Linked DNA regions of Mus musculus: region 2 is linked to region 1. The links are chromatin loops, found by intact Hi-C in ENCODE. Cell type or tissue: left cerebral cortex. All regions are shown on one strand. Links, peaks and the distances in the headings refer to the core of each region. The heading gives the core; the rest is flanking DNA.

The links. A loop is a pair of places that touch in the nucleus more often than their neighbours do. Peaks named below come from ENCODE experiments on the same cell type or tissue, not always from the same donor. Only the 100,000 strongest peaks of a DNase experiment are listed, where the experiment ranks them.
Region 2: a loop joins it to region 1, with 2.5 times the contacts of the local background. A loop is called at or near these places in 3 of 42 quality-filtered maps.

Annotation. Positions count from the first base shown.
Region 1 is chr5:126,196,902-126,205,246 of GRCm38, forward strand. No RefSeq gene overlaps it. Among named protein-coding and RNA genes, the nearest start is that of Gm40329, 160 kb to the left of the region's middle. In left cerebral cortex, for the core only: a CTCF peak has its summit at 4,770 (motif pointing right); DNase peaks (open chromatin) are centred at 3,171, 4,800, 5,390 and 5,755.
Region 2 is chr5:126,263,444-126,271,788 of GRCm38, forward strand. No RefSeq gene overlaps it. Among named protein-coding and RNA genes, the nearest start is that of Gm23151, 120 kb to the right of the region's middle. In left cerebral cortex, for the core only: no CTCF peak of the experiment used is centred there; DNase peaks (open chromatin) are centred at 3,233, 4,005, 4,177 and 5,342; H3K27ac peaks cover 655 bases.

The DNA.
Region 1 (8,345 bases), core at 259-8,258:
AGAGCAACAAGTGCTCTTAACTGCTGAGCCATCGCTCCAACCTTAAACAATAATTTTACAGAGACGGCTGACAGACTGGTGTATGTGTGCTATAGTCGCTGAAAACCCAATCTTGATAATTAGGTTTCCTAGAAAAGGCTCAGAGGAGTATATTCCTTCTAGAACAGTTGCTTTTGACTGATTTGCTTCGAAGTCCTTCCCCAGCTGAAGAAGAATCAAGAAGGTTGAACCAGTGAGGGTTTAGCTTTGATCTGCTTCACTCGTGAGTTCACTGAAAAAAAATCAGAGATTTGAACCAATCTGTAGGACTTCCGTGGTCAATGTTTGTTAGATCTGCCGAGCCCTCAAATTAAAGAAAAAGTAAACATCTTGTCTAATCAAATAATGCACTACTTAAAGTTAAATCAATATGGCCACATTTCTAGGCTGAATAAAACATGAATCCCTAATAGAGTTATAGAGGACAGTCAGGTCTAATGGGCCCATAGTTCTAAGATTTAACTGTGAAGATAGGAACACAATGAGTGTGAGGACAGGAATGGACTAGAAGGGTGGAGGGAATGCATTTGACATCTGCTCCAGTGCGGGCATGTGCAAACGAAAATCAATTTCCTTGAGCACATCTCTCCAGCCCAGGAAGTATAGATGGGTGGCATCAACCTTTCTTAATTTTTTTCAATATTTGCTCCTCTCAATGGGGATAGCTGAACATTTAGCTTCAGTGTGCAGCCTCAGAGTATGACCTGGAAGTAAAGTGAATCGATACATCTTTCTGATAAGAAATGACACTATGCCACTTTCCAACACTTGAGGATAGGAGGATATCCATGTATGTATGTATGTATGTATGTATGTATGTATGTATGTATATGTATATACATATATTTATCTCTATCTCTTTATATCTATCTATCTATCTATCTATCTATCTATCTATCTATCTATCTATCTATCTATCTATCCTGTTTCCTGTATATTTATATATCTATATCTGTACTTATATCTCCATATCTATCTGTCTGTCTGCTATCTATCTATCTATCTATCTATCTATCTATCTACCTATCTCTATGTGACATCTATATCTACATATCTTTGGAATAAGAGAAGAGACTATGGCTTTCATAACTTTCAGTTTAGAGATCCTTACAAAGAGATTTTTGGCTTAGCTCCAGTTTCCAGCTCATCCAGTACACTAACGGCTGGGAGGATGGGGCAGGAAGGCACACTGAGGTCTGAGGGATTCTTCTTGAAGTGTGAATGGTCCACAGATAGAAGAGAACCTGCTTTCACACAAGTCTGAGCAGGCTCCAGCACAGGTGCTTGCTCCTATGAGCCTTTTCTGGAGACTCAGATCCTCAAGGTTGAGTTTTCGTTGACTATGGCAGACATGCACACATCTGTTAGCCTTCTCTGTAAAGCTACTGCTTGGGCCTGTAGCGATGGCTCAGCAGTTAAGAGCACTTGTTGCTCTTGCAGATGACTGAGACTCAGTTCTCAGCACCCACATGGAGGTTCACAACTATCTGTAACATCCTAGAAACAGACAAGCAATGAAGAGCCTCCTGTAAAAGAATCTTTTCTTTTGAAAAAAACAATAGAAGGTTTCATCCTCTTTCCAACATTAACCCAGAGCCTGGGAAACCTGAACAGGCAGACAGGGTTTCAAGATATCTGAACATTCTTTAAAGGTTTAGTCTTGACTGTCACAGGATGACATAGGACAGATCCAGGAATCAACAGCCATCATCCTGTCTCTCCAGAACAAGGAATATGGCAAGCCTGAACCAACTCCTATGGGACCTGTTAATCAGATCACAAAGCATCTGAAATAATTAATATTCAGTCTCAAAGGAAAGGAAGCGTGATTGCTTTGTTGTACAAAGTATAGCTAATGTCAGGAAAAGAAATTAAGGAAATTTGTTCTCAGTGCCTGGAATTAGGAAAGATTGTGTGTGTGTGTGTGTGCGTGTGTGTGTGCGCGCGCACACACACACACACACATGAATGCTTAGATTCTAGAAGACAACTATTGTCATTCCATTATTCACTTCAGCATTTCTTTGAGTTAAACTTTGACATGTTACCAGGGGCCAGGCAGGACCTTCTGATAGGAGTGTTGGGAAAGCATTTGAATCAGGATATTCAATTTCCTTGGATTAAAAAGCTACACACAAAATCAGTAGAACACATGTGCAGAAAAAATAGGGGCTGCTATCATGACTCCAGGTAGTAAAGGTAAATTTTCTGCTGAGCCTGAAGCTCTAAGTTTGATCCCCGGGGAGTCTTGTGATAGAAGGAGAGAACTGACTCCTGAATGTCCTCCTCTTCAACATTCAACATGTTCCATGATGTGCATGTGTGTACATGCATATGCGCATGCACACTCTCTAAATAAGTAAATAAATAAATATGCAAGAAGAAATAAGTTACTTGAGGTTCAATGTGTGAGAATGGACTCCGGTTGCAGATGCTTGTGGCTGCAAACTTGCTAGGATGGTTACCTTTTGATTTCATCTTGTTGCATAGTCATTATATATCCAGGTATGGTTCCTTGATAAGAAGTTTGCAGGGAACTCTGTGCCCCCCTGGAAAAGATATCTTGGATCTTGCTGGAGCATATGCCAATCAAGCATATCTGAAGATAGAGACTGATCTATTTCCTACAGCTTATTAACATTACACACTTTACATTACGTCTTTCATTGCACACTTGTGTGACATTATGGTCTCATCTCCTCCTGCTTCATTCAGTTCCTGTCTTGGTTTCCCTCAAAGTGGTCTGAAATGTAAGCCAGATATGCCCTTACTTCCCAAGTTGCCTTTGGTCAGAGTATTTTTTTTTTTTAATGACAGCAACAGAAAGCAAACCGGAACAGTGTTATAATAAATATGTGTTTACATAATAGGAAAAGATAATTGTTCTTATCCTTGCAAAAAGCCGTAAACTTCCACAGATGCACCAGGCTTGGGGACACCCTCATTCCAGTGATTTGTTTCTGGAAGTCATGTGGTATGTTTCTTTGCAGAGCCTCTGACACATCCCTGGGTGATCCATCCATCACTCTGAAGCCGCCATTGACTTGAGGATTCCTGCTTAATGTATGATTAAACGGAAGCCCCAGGAACACAGATTCCCTCTTAGTAAGCATCGTGGAGGGCTTCAAACAGATGGTGTGGCACACAGTCTGGAGTCCAAAGTACCAGATGCCTCTTGCCATGGCAGTTTCATTTTATGACGCTCACAGCCTACACAAGTCTCCCACTTAGAATGAATTGATTGTTGATTCTCATTTTTTTCCAGAGAGAAGTAGGAGTGACTTTTAATAATATATAGACAGCTATACCCAGTGCCACCACCATGCAAAGGGCTCTTCTCTTTTTCCAGTTAATGCCTAGGGTGGCAATAAGTCCAGAGCAGCCTAGGACGAAATCAAACATGGGTGATTCTACTCTTGACGGCTAATCTTGGTTGTTAGGCCAACTGCATCTGGAATCACCTAAAACCCAAGAGCTGGGCAGGCCCATGAAGAATGTTTCTGATTGGATCACGTGAAGTGGGAAGACCCATCTTAAATCTGGGTTATTTGAAGTCGGAAGAACCATTCCAAGTCCAGGCTTCACTTTCTGGTGGTAGCCCACATAAAGGACATGGAAGAAGGATGGCTTTGATTTTTTTGTTTTTTGTTTTTGCCTGCTTGCCCTCACCCTTGCTGGCAAGTTCATCTATCCTGCTGCACAGATAATCCTTTGTTGGTGTTAGAACCTACTTTTTCAGGATCACTCTTCACAGACTAAAGACCAGCTCAAGTCCAAGAATTCCCCAGGGACTCTAGGCTTAGGTTGGAACTATTGGCACACTCAGTCTCATGTGTGACTAACAAGTAACAAAACCTTGGTCTTGGTCTTCATGTTGGGAGATCCCTATTGTTGGACTACTTGAACTACAGCCTGTACACACACACACACACACACACACACACACACACACACCACATTCTATTTTTTTTTTTTTTTTGGTTCCTTTGGAGAACCCTGACTTATCCACTTCTTTATTTGGATTCTGTGTTCCCCAGAGCCCCCTTTCTCCAGCAGGTACATATCTGGGACAGGGAGATACTCTGCAACCTTCTAACATTCCCAGGGCTGGTCTCGTCTCCATGCTTCAATCTGCAGATCATTTCCAGGCATTAAAAAATCCCTGTGGTTTTGCTTCATTCGAATGCTCCCTTATCGAAACTGTAATTGTAATTAACACAAATGGAAAATCCCTGATACAACTCATCACATTTTATCCTGTATAATTACTTTGGAGGTTCCCAGTCCTTAGACATTTGTGTGTGTGTGTGCTGTATTCAAGATAGTTATCAAATCCACATATCACCTTTAATCTTAATTAATAATTTTCCATTTTCTATTAAAAATGCTAACATGTCCATAATGAGTATGCATGTTGTATATAGTAGGTTTACAGTACACACACACACACACACACACACACACACACACACACACACGCACGCACGCACGCACGCACACACACACACACCTATATATTTAGAATGTTTTGTTTAATATTCAGTAAAATAATTCTCACTGCTCATTAGAGGATTTTCACTGAATGGCTTCAAGAATGTGCTACTGATCTGTAGATTTCCTCTAATCCCCAAATTCACCCTTCTGTCACCTGCACTGAGAACATGCATCGGGGCCCTTTGGATATTTTTTTTTAGTGTGATCTGACCCAATGACAAACTTTGTCAGGAGAGGGCACTAGAGAGACAGGCACTGCTGAGGGAGAGGGCGCCTAGCTCCCCCGCACACCTCCTTCCCAGCAGATACCTGCCTTGCCTCACAGCCCACCTTAAACAGTGCAGGCAGCTTCTCCACTTCATACCCTTTCAGCCCCCACACAGAGGGAAAGTGGTTTCCGTAGCATCCCTACAGTGCATGGTGCTCAGCCACCCCCACAGCAGCTTCTCACACTTCTACCAAGACCCTTTCCATGGGCAACCTTGCTGGAGTCTCAGCTCTCACCACCTCTGGGGTACAGGGCTCCTGAAGAGGTAGGGTGAGAGGGTTCCACGTCCCTCTGCATTTCTTAGAGCAGGAGCTTTGCGCGCACTGCACCATCCTGTGGGCATCCTAGAAGCGCTCAGCTAACTCCATTTTCAGTTCTTGCCGCCCCCTGGCCCCTATCATTTTCTCGTTTACAATCCTGGACATGGTGATGAAGCTTTAAATCCTTCAAACATGCTCCTGCAGGCAGCTGCTGACTCTGTTAGTGTGACCTTCTCAGCAGGCACGATTTACACGCTTGGTCATTTGTCTTCCCTGTTGTTAAATAGTAGCAGTCAAAGGAGGGACGAGGAGTCAGAGGAATGTCTTAGTAGGTAGGAAGGATCCGTGGGCAACTTCAGCTCTCACTGACAGCCTTTTGATGTCTACATGACCAAATCAGATTGCATTTGCCTGTAGACCCATTTATGGAAGCCCATTAATTAATCACAGGATTAGGAAAATATGTATACCTCATACATCTAGGCTGCCATGTTAACCCCAGCCTCTTGTCACCCTTTTATTACGTTTCCTGTTTTATTTTAATTTTCTTTGTTGTGTGTATATGTGCATGAGTCAGAAGACATCTCAAGTGTTATTTTCAGATATCAGTTTTTTCCCTTTTTTGGTGTGTGTGTGTGTGTGTGTGTGTGTGTGTGTGTGTGTGTGTGTGTGGTGTGTGAGTGTTATCAGTGTCTCTGAAGTGAAGATCACCATTTGCAGTCTTAGCCAGCATGGCTGTTCAGGGAACTCCCAGAAGCAGCTGCTCTCCACTGCACCCCACCCCAACATAGGCATGTTCTGCTCTTATGTCAGTGCTGGGGATTTGAACTCACATCCTCCTGCTTTCACAGAAAATGCTCTTAGCTGCTGAGCCTCTCCTCCCCACTCCTCCCAGCCACACAAATCTTCCAGGGAATTAGGATAGGAAGACATTTAAAGGCCATGTGATCAGAATAGGGCAATCAGTTAAAAATGTGGTAGAATGTGAATGATGTCATGGGCTGCCACCCTTGTAGCAGGGTGACATCACAGGGAAAAATAACGGTCTCTTTTGTTCTCAAGTGGCTATACCTTTAGGCTGCTCATAGTTTATTTTTCCGAACCAAACCAGCGCTATGATTAACATTTTTGTTGCCATATTCTGTATGCGTTTATTTCTGTTTCTTCAGGCTATGGTCTCTGCTTGCTTGACAGGGTGTTTGTATTAAAGTCTTTCAACTTTTTATGTATTGTATCTTAGCCATCAAGGCTCTTTAGGACACAACGTAATGAATGAGCCCCATGTCTAACACCCTCCCTCCCCACAGCCCCTCTGGTCAAGATTTTGCCCATTGTGGGGACAAAAACGGTTGCTCTGTGGCCATGATACATTGTATTTTCCTCTTTCCCAAAATAAATATTAAACTTGATGTTCAGATGTGAAATTACGATAAAAGGAGACAATTCATTTATCAAGGCTTTTGAAATGTATTTCCTCCAAAATTATTTTTTCCCAGTCTATGTGTTTCTCTTCACTGTTCCCAAAGTCCATGTTAAAACGAAATAAGGCATTCTGTCAACTTGATAAATCACATCTCAACAGTCTGTTGTGTGTTTCTTTGATTACCAATGAGATTAAACGGCTTCTTTTCCACAAGAGTGACGGAGCTGGTTCTCTGTCTGGTGAACATCGAGTCTTTCTCTTTGCATGTGTCTTTGTGTGCTCCTGTCTGTCCTTGCGTGTCTCTCTCCTCTTTGTGTGTGTCTCTGTGTGCAGGTCTGGATGTGTCCATGTGTCACTGTGTCTTTGTGTGTGCCTGCCTCTGTTTGTGTTTCTCTCTCCTCTGTATGTGTACGTCTGGGTAAATGCCGTTGTGTCCCTGTCTCTTTCTCTGTCCTCTCCTCTGCTCTGTGTGTCTGTGTGTATAGGGCATTGCTGATTTGGATGTAATTTTTATGAAGAGTTGGACACTGTTACCCATTAGCTTCTTACATTACCTTTTTCTGATTAATTTTGTAGAGTGCAGGCCTCTAGGAGAGGAGATGGCTATGGATGTACAGGGAGGAAGTGATGGACAGGCCCCATGGGCACTAAATAGTATGTTTAAAGACCTACACACAGATTGGGATGAAGGGGTGAAAATAAAGTACTGGCTTCTGGCTGACCTTGCTGCAAGGGAGTGAATCTGGATCTGACATAGATCCCCAAGTGCCAAAGAAGCAGGTGACACTGGCTCCCTCTGTAGATGGGAACCAAGGTGAACAAAGGAGGGTTGTACAGAATTTCTGTAGCTGGCTCTGTCAGCAGCCCCTCCTCCAAAAGTCCGGACCAAACCTTTGAGCGACAGGTTAGGACTCATCAAGGGCTACGAATGGCCACACGCCATCCTTTACAGTGACCCTCAGTGTGGACAATGACCATCAGAATGTGTTTTTACAAGTAATGTTAAGCAAGAAAAAAACAAACAAACAAAAAATACAAACAAAATCCAACCTATAAAATTGCAACAGAGTGTAGTTTTTTTTTTTCCCCACTGTGTCAATGAGACTCACTTGCAAACATCTTCAGGTCCTGGAATAAAATAAAGATGAGATAAAATATATATTACAGGCTGATTTGTTTCCATAGCAGGAGGAATTATTTAGCAACGTTGCCTCAGGTGAAATATATTAACAACATGCCTTGGAAAATATGTTTGTTATTTGAACTGAGGTGACACTTTCACCTTGAAGATAAAACCTCACTGGAGTTATTAAGATGAACACAATCCATCTGCAGTGGAGAAAAGTCATCTTAATTTAGCTTGCTCCTAACGAGTCTGGGAAAGCAAATTCTCTCTGTGCCCTGACACTGCAGTGTTTAAGAATTGGGATTGGGTCTGGGCCTGAAAGAATAAAATGTGTGTGTGTGTGTGTGTGTGTGTGTGTGTGTGTGTGTGTGTGTGTGTGTGTGAGTATGGGTATGTGTGTATAAGTGTGTGTATGAGTGTGTATATGTGTGTGAGTGTGTGTGTGTTTGAGTGAGCGTGTATGTATGTGCACATGTGTGCACACATGCGTACTTCATGTGTGCAATATTCATGGGGGAACAGAAGAAGGCACAAATCCCCAAGAGCTGGTGTTAGAGCCCCCGACATGTGTGCTGGGAACCAAACGCTCTTAACCATAACACCCAGTTTCCAACACTTTATGTGCTGAGACCCTGACTGTGTTTTGATATTTAGTAACTTACCATATTTCTATTCTGTTTGCTTGGAAATTTACAGAAGTTTCATAAAGATAAGGCTTCAAATCAACATTCACAG
Region 2 (8,345 bases), core at 191-8,190, 66 kb after region 1:
ATCACTGGTGGCACCATGGTTTAGCCAAGCTGGAAGCTTCAAGTTCAGAGAGATGGTGTCTCAAAAAGTAAGTTGGTAAAGTGATTGAAGAAGAACTTGTCATTGACCTCTGACCTTGTGCACACGTGCACATGAACTCACATGCATAATGCAAACACACATGAATGCATACATACACCATATACACAAACAGGCATGTAGACACATTTACACAAAAACACATCTGTGTACATACACACATACATGCATATACATTACATACATATATTAAGAATATATACAACATACACACAAACACATCTGTGTATATACAGATTCTCAGTTCCTGGAAATAAAATTCAAATTTTATTATCACTTTAGTTGATGATAATAATTGTGTTTGCAAAATGCCTTGTGTGATTGGAAGGAGTGGGCATGGGACCAGCCTGCAGCATTTGACAGCTCCCATCAAACCCAAAGGACCACCAGTGTTCCCTAGTCTATCTGTGAGGGACGATTCCCATGCAAACTCCAGTGACAATAACCAGGAGGATTTGCCTATGTCCGAGTGGAGGAGCTATAGGCAGCAACTGCCAGTAAATCTCACTGTGGACTTGAAATGCTCTAATAATAAAGTTTATTAAACACTTAAGAATCCTAAGCAACAGGGGCTGGAGAGATGGCCCAGTGGTTAAGAGCACTGACTACTCTTCCAGAGGTCCCCAGTTCAAGTCCTAGCAACCACTTGGTGGCTCACAACCATCTGTGATGGGATCCGATGCCCTCTTCTGGTGTGTCTGAAGACAGCTACAGTGTACTCACATACATCAAATAAATAAATAAATAAATAAATAAATAAATAAATAAATCCCAAGCAACAAGAATGAATGCCTACTCAGTCAGTCCCCTGTTACCTACTTTTCATACTGGAGTGTGTTGGTCTTGGTTAGCTATCAGTTCACCTGACTGTGAGTGCAGAAAAGGCTCCCAATGATATAGTTTAAAAATAAGATCTCTGAGTTCTAGTCTCTGGCACATGGAGGGGACAGGGGGCAGGGGAAACCTATTCACACCTGGCATCTGAAGGAGGGGTTTGAAGATGCCTTGACAGGCATTCAAATGGGAGGTCACAAAATATTTGCTCTTTCAGTCATCACATCCCAACATCCTGCTCTTGGATCTCTCAGGACGACCACTGCAAAAAGGTGACTAACCACAGAAATATCATCCTTCATATCTCCATAGGGGCCTGAGCCAACAGCAAGGTACTTAGTGAGGGCACTGAGTATTTGATGACTGTGAACACCTGAGGCCGGCTCAGCTGAAGCTGGGAATCAATCCATGGAACTGTGGGAAGGCAACTTGTTCTATGTAAAGCTACTTTGCAGGCAGTGGAGCCTGCTCCGCAGGAGAAGCAAACTGACATACACAGTAAATATTTGTGGAATGAATGAATATACAAATACCAGACATCTGTGTATTCACATTTTCTTATTTTTTACACATATACACATTGTAGATCCTATACATATGTGTTCCCTTCTGGTGCGACTTGGAAAAACACGATATCTCCCAGGAAAATGTTCACTTCGTCAGTATGAACTCTATCGATATTGCTCACTGAAATTATTGGTGGTAGGTATTTCCAGTTGGGAAAAAATCCAAACTGTTGTCAAGTCCAGGGTCTGAAATCTCGCTGCTTACAAAAGATCGGGGGTATATTCAAGAATATGTGGTCACCTGCATTAGCCGTGTCTCATATGCAGAGCCTGAAGGAAGGAAGCAGCTAAGGAAATCCTAAGTTCTCCAAGTTGCAAGGGACACAACTCTAGCACTGTTCTTCCTTGGAGACTTGGGGAAGCCCTTGACAGATGCTCTCAGGTAAATAAGAGTGGTTGCTGTGGTGGCAGCAAGAGCAATGATGGTAGTGTGTGGTTCGTGGCTCTACCATCAACCCCGGGGGAAATCCTGGTGTACAATATGGTGTTACTCAGGAGGGTATGGGGGGAGGGGGGACCGCAGTGGCCATGGACCTTTTCCAAAGTTCATTTTATCACACTGTTGCCTTAACAACGTACAGATGCTAATTGAGGCTAGTGCGAATGCATACAGGAAAAACTACAGAAACACACACTCACACACACGGCCCATACTCATATATACACATGACATATACATATACACATATACAATACACACAGATATAGTTGATTTGTGTTTATAATTTTCATTTTATCACCAAGTCTTCTATCCTTTGGTAGTTTCTGGTCTCTGTACTGATCGTATTCTCTATTGAGAGTCTAAGTTTTGTCTCTACTTTTCCTTTTCCATAAAGAAAAGTCTGCTCCATCATGTCTTGAAGAAGAAATGTATACAAATTTAGTGTATGGACTTATACTTTGCCAACAAGTACTACGTTCACAATGTTTCTACTACAAAGAAAGTCAATTTTAAAAAATATTCATACACTGGCATATTTAACCACTATCATTATAAAAATAGAGGGACTGGAGAGGTAGCTTGGTGGTTAAGGACACTTACTCCATTTGTGAGAACCTAGGTCATGCCGAGCTGCTCACAACCATCTGTAACTCCAGCTCCGAGGGGGTGGATATCCAATGCCTTCTTCAGGCCTCTGTAGAAACTGCATATGCACATCACACACACACACACACACACACACACACACACACACACACACAAAACCACATAATTGAAAATAAAATAAAATCTTTAAAAAATCAAAAATCAAAATATTAGGAAAAGCTAGCAACTTAATCAAAGTGAGAAGGTTGTCAATGCATTATGGAGAGAGAGAGAGAGAGAGAGAGAGAGAGAGAGAGAGAGAGAGAGAGAGGAACCATTTTCTAAACAAAATATAAAACCTCAATAGATCTATTTTCCTTGTCATGGAAATAGTTGTTCTTAATTTTTCAGTTGGTGAGCATCTAAACACTGACCCAGACTCCAGCTTACCTAACCAGCATGAGGCCACTGCCCACAGCCATCTGTAAGGCCACTACTAACCATTTACAAAATGGCACTATGATGCCCAGGTTGGAAGCAGCTGGAGGAGGCACAGGCTAATGCCCCATGGATCTCAGTGGAGCCGTCATACATAGGAGATACATGTTGGCATAGGAAGGTTCCAAAGCTGCTTGTAAAACTGTCAGAGACACACAGCATCACAGCGAGCCACAGGTGGGGTACCATTTCCACTGGGATGTGGCTGAGCTCAGCACACCAGATGGTCTGAGAGCAAGTGTATAAAGCATCCCTGACAACCTGTGTAGCCAAACCTCTGACTCATTGCTTCTGCATGGTATATTTGGCTTGCAATGTCACATCTCTGCATCTGGGAAGTGTTATTTGAAGTTAGAATTACTTAGAGTTCAAAGGAGTCATTATGACCAAGGTGGGAAACACACACCACACTGTGTATGTTTTAGAAAAGTCACCTAAATACAGCTCGTCTTACCTCTTGATGACAGAACACAAGTATTTAATCTTTACTTCTGTTTTTACTTTCATTTGATTATTTGTTTTCTATACAGGATCTCATGTATCTTAAGCTGGCATCAAACTGGTCTGTAGCCTATGAGTGCCTTAAACTCTTGATCCTCCAGCATCTACCTCCCTAGCACTGAGATTAAGGGTTTGCACAACCACTCCCCATTTACAGGGTACTGGGACAGGAACCCAGGGCCTTGTATACCTAGGCAAAACCTCTACCACTTGAACTACATTCATAGCTTTTATTGCTTTAAGTAATGATCATTTTATTATTCCAAAGAGACGATAGCTCATGTTATTATGTGAAGGTGAAAGCAAAATGTGATTTTTCAAAAACAGATGGTCATAAACTAGAAAATGGGTCTGCAGGGATTTTTTTTCAATGTTGGTCTGAGTTTGCATATCTGCTGGCTTACAGCTGTGACTCAGTCTGATGGGAGGACTCCCTCTCTCTCCGGTTAGCTCATATTACTTTAGAGTCTGCTTGGCTTAGTTGCAGCAGGCTGGTCTGATGCTGCTTGTATTCTAATGGTAAATACTGGTTCTCAAGCTCTGGTTGCCTGACAACCAGATCTTTGTGTACATTAAGTGATGCTGTATAAACCTTGCTCCCCAGTTTAACTGGTCAATAAAAGACTATGACTGAGAGCCTGTGATTGGGCAGTGGAGGGAGAAAGGCAGGACTTGAGGATCTAGTGAGGAGGTGGTAGGGAGAGAGAGGAAGAAGGAAGAATGCATCATGGGGTGGGTGGATCCTGAGCACATGGACATGAGGGCTGGCCAGTTGGAGTACGAGTGGTCCAGGTGGAACATGGCAAGTGATATCTCAGGATTGTTGGCAGAGAAGTAGACAAAATAGCATAGAGGGTTAAAATCTGTCCAGCTTTAAGGCTTATTATAAATATAAAGATTTTGTGTCATTTATTTATTTGGGAACTAAATGATCTAAGGTGGGGTAGAAACTAATTGATTACTGTAACACTTGTCTCATATCCCACAGTCAATCACCACCCTGGAGGAGCTGAAGTTACAAAACACTGCCCAGCAGCTTTCTGATTTAGTGAGTGTTTTGCTCACAGCAGAAGTACTTGAGTGAATGTTATCATTTATTTAATAACCCAACCCATTTCTTAGAGAGAAGTCTGAGCAGTTAAGAACATTTGCTGCTCCTGCAGAAGACCTGAGTATCGTTCCCAGTTCTCTGGGTATCTCACAACCACCTGCAACTTCAGATTCAGGAGAGTCAATGCCTCTAGTTTCTGTGGGCATCTGCACACACATGTGCACGCAACAACACAGTACACACATAAGTAAAAATAAAATAAATAAATTTTATATATATTTAAAAACCTGTTGTGGGGTAGTCACCAAAGAAGTCTATTCTAGCATGGCTTTAAGGCAATAGAAAGTCTTTATTAGCCAGCCAGATACTACACTAGGTTTTTGGGATCTGAGTGTAGCACCAAGCCTTTCTCAGGGTGAGCTTTTAATCACAAAAATCAGGTCCTGGTTTGACATACTTCACTTAACAAGAACAGTTAGCCAGAAGCAAAACTACAGAAAATCAAAAGCAAGGTGAGTACATTTCAGTCTTTCCCAGGACTATGGACTTTGATGGATTAGGTTTTTGTTTTCTTCTATGGCAGGTGATGCTGTCTGTGTGCTGGGTTTTGCGGCCTGAATGGACTTCAACCATGGAGTCCATTGTGCTAAGATATGGAGGTCTACTAAGATCTCGGGGCCTGTTACAAACCTAATCCTAGGCTCAGCCATCAACCTTGTCAAGTGGCCTCAGGAGGCCTGATTTGGGAGTCGTGAATTGCAGGGTCTGTTCATCTGTGCCACCCACACATGACAGACACATAGTCTGCTGCTACACACTTACTACTGCCAAGGCACTTGGATTTTAAATGGCTCCATTTAAGGACATGCTTATCAAATTGCCACATTGCCACATACATAATTGTGCCTGTTTCAGTTTGAGAAGAACACTCGACAGGTTTTTGTTTGTTTGTTTTATTTCTGTTTTTTTTTTAATTGGATATTTTCTTTTTTTAATTGGGTAGTTATTTCACTTACATTTCCAATGCTATCCCAAAAGTCTCCCACACACTCCCCCTGGCGTTCCCCTGTACTGAGGCATATAAAGTTTGCACGACCAATGGGCCTCTCTTTCCACTGATGGCCGACTAGGCCATCTTCTGATTCATATGCAGCTAGAGACACAGCTCCGGGGTGGGGTGGGGTGGTATTGGTTAGTTCATATTGTTGTTCCACCTATAGGATTGCAGATCCCTTCAGCTCCTTGGGTACTTACTCTAGCTCCTCCATTGGGGGCCCTGTGATCCATCCAATAGCTGACTGTGAGCATCCACTTATGTGTTTGCTAGGCCCCGGCATAGTCTCACAAGAGACAGCTATATTAGGGTCCTTTCAACAAAATCTTGCTAGTGTATGCAATGGTGTCAGCGTTTGGAGGCTGATTATGGGCTGGATCCCTGGATATGGCAGTCTCTAGATGGTCCATCCTTTCGTCTCAGCTCCAAACTTTGTCTCTGTAACTCCTTCCATGGGTGTTTTGTTCCCAATTCTAAGAAGGGGCAAAGTGTCCACACTTTGGTCTTCATTCTTTCTTTATTTACTTTTCAACTGTTATCCCTTTTCCAGGTCTCCCCTCTGGAAACTCCCTATCCCATCCCTCCTCCCCTGCCTCTATGAGGGTGTTCCCTCACCCACACACCCATTCCATTCCCTCCTTCCTGCCCTGGCATTCCCCTACACTGGGCCATTGAACCCCCACCAGACCAAGAACCCCCACCAGACCAAGGGCCACTCCTCCCACTGATGTCCAACAGGGCCATGTTTTACTGATTCTTTCCCATTAAAAAAAAAAGTATTCTTTGGGAATTCCATTAGTGTATATATGAAGTATGAAGACACTCACTCCCCGTTTCTCCTTCCATTTCCCCTGTATCTTTCTCTACACATCTCCCCAAATTCATACCTTCTTTAAACAAATATTAGCCACTAAGCTCAGCTTGTGTGCAGGTGTATGTGCACTCCCCCCACACTTGGGCATTGTTTTTCAGATGCAGGTAACATCCACCATGTTGCATTGAGACAAGATCTCTCCTTAGGGCCTGGAGCCCACTGCTTAGGTTAAGCTGGCTGCCTAGAGACACAGCGGTATCTTGTCTCCAGTTCCCTGACACTTGGATTATAAACATGCGCCACCATGCTTGGCTTATTTTTTTTTTCTTTTCTAAAATGTAGATTAAATTCAGGTCCTTACATGTATAAGACAAATGCCTTATAGATGCTGCTCTCACCCAAGCCTTAGAATTCCTAATTTTCTGGTTGTGGGAATTATAGAGTAAGCATATAAGATGGCAGGCTCTCACCACGCTTACTGTGGATGCTCTGTTGTGGACTAGTATTGATGCAGTTGCTTTCTTTACTCTCTGTGCCCACATTTCACACTGTCCTGAGCAAAGGCCAGTTGCTCCGCAGCATCTTCCTTCATCAAAACTAAAGCTGAAGATGTGCTTCCAGCTTCCAGGAGTGCTCACCTCGGTGGGCATTCTCCATCCTTTGATGCGGTAGTTTCAAGGCTCCCCCGAAGCATGGCCTTTTTGCAAAGCCTTTTCTTGAATTGTTCTCTTACTGCTCCCTACTTTGTGGACCTTGAAAGAGTTGGACTGTGGGTGGGATGGCTTTTGCCTCCCTGTATTCTTTTATATAGGAACCATCAATTTATTAATTTATGAGATATTTTTGGAGACAAAAAGTGTGTCTTCCTTTGTATTTTCTAGCATCAGGTGACCCTGGAGGCCAAGTTGGCTAACAATAGGGACTTGGGGGGTTAAAAAAAATTACAGTGAAGAGCATGGGAGGTCTTAAAGTGGCATTCCACCTAAATTTGAAGGAAGTAGCTACACAGACCTTGAGTCTCTACAACTTCAAGTATTGTTTTAACAGCAATTGACAAGACAACTACTGGGACTGGAGATGGCTCAGCAGTTAAGAGTACTGACTGCTCTTGCAAAGAACCCACATTTGATTCCCAGTACTTACATGGTGGTTCATAACCATCTGTAAATCCAGATGCAGGTTATCTGAACCCTCTTTTCTCCTGCCTGGATATCAGGCACCAATATGATGCATAGATATGCACACAGGCCAAACACCAATACCCATGAAATGAAAATAAAGTGCACAGGGTGAACCCCTGCCAACACACATATAGAAAAAAAAACACAAATAATACCTTTTCTTTCTTTCACATCATAAGTGTAGTCATGCATGTGTGTTAACTCATTCACCCTTGTTCTAGAACAGGCACTTACAGTTTGGAAACCTGCACTGAAACCAGGACACCGCCTATTGATACAACAGTCACCAAGGTGGGTCTGTGAGTCTCTTTAATGCATCTCAGATCCTCAGTAGTTGTGAGGAAACCAGCCCCTGCTATCACAGTTCTCATAAACCTACTACATCTCTGAAGTTCAGCAGCAACTTCAGCTGTCCCAGGAAGGAGCCATCAGTATCCCAAGTAAGATTTCACATTGTGTGACTTCCCAGCATCTTAAACAGAATTTATCTTATTCTGGCACAAGATGGCCAAAACATCTGGAGAAACAAATTGAGGTGAGCCCTTTCCAGGAGTGCTAATGAAACGAGAGTTGTCAGGGTAAGACAGAGACAAGGTGAGGGCAAGGAGGCGTGGAGCTTAATTGATTTGCTTACAGGGAAAATAAGGTGTAGACAGCATGACTTGTAAGCACACCAGGTGGAACAGTCATTAAAAGCTTATTAGAAGATCGAGGTAACAGGCCTAAAGCAAGATGAGAGAG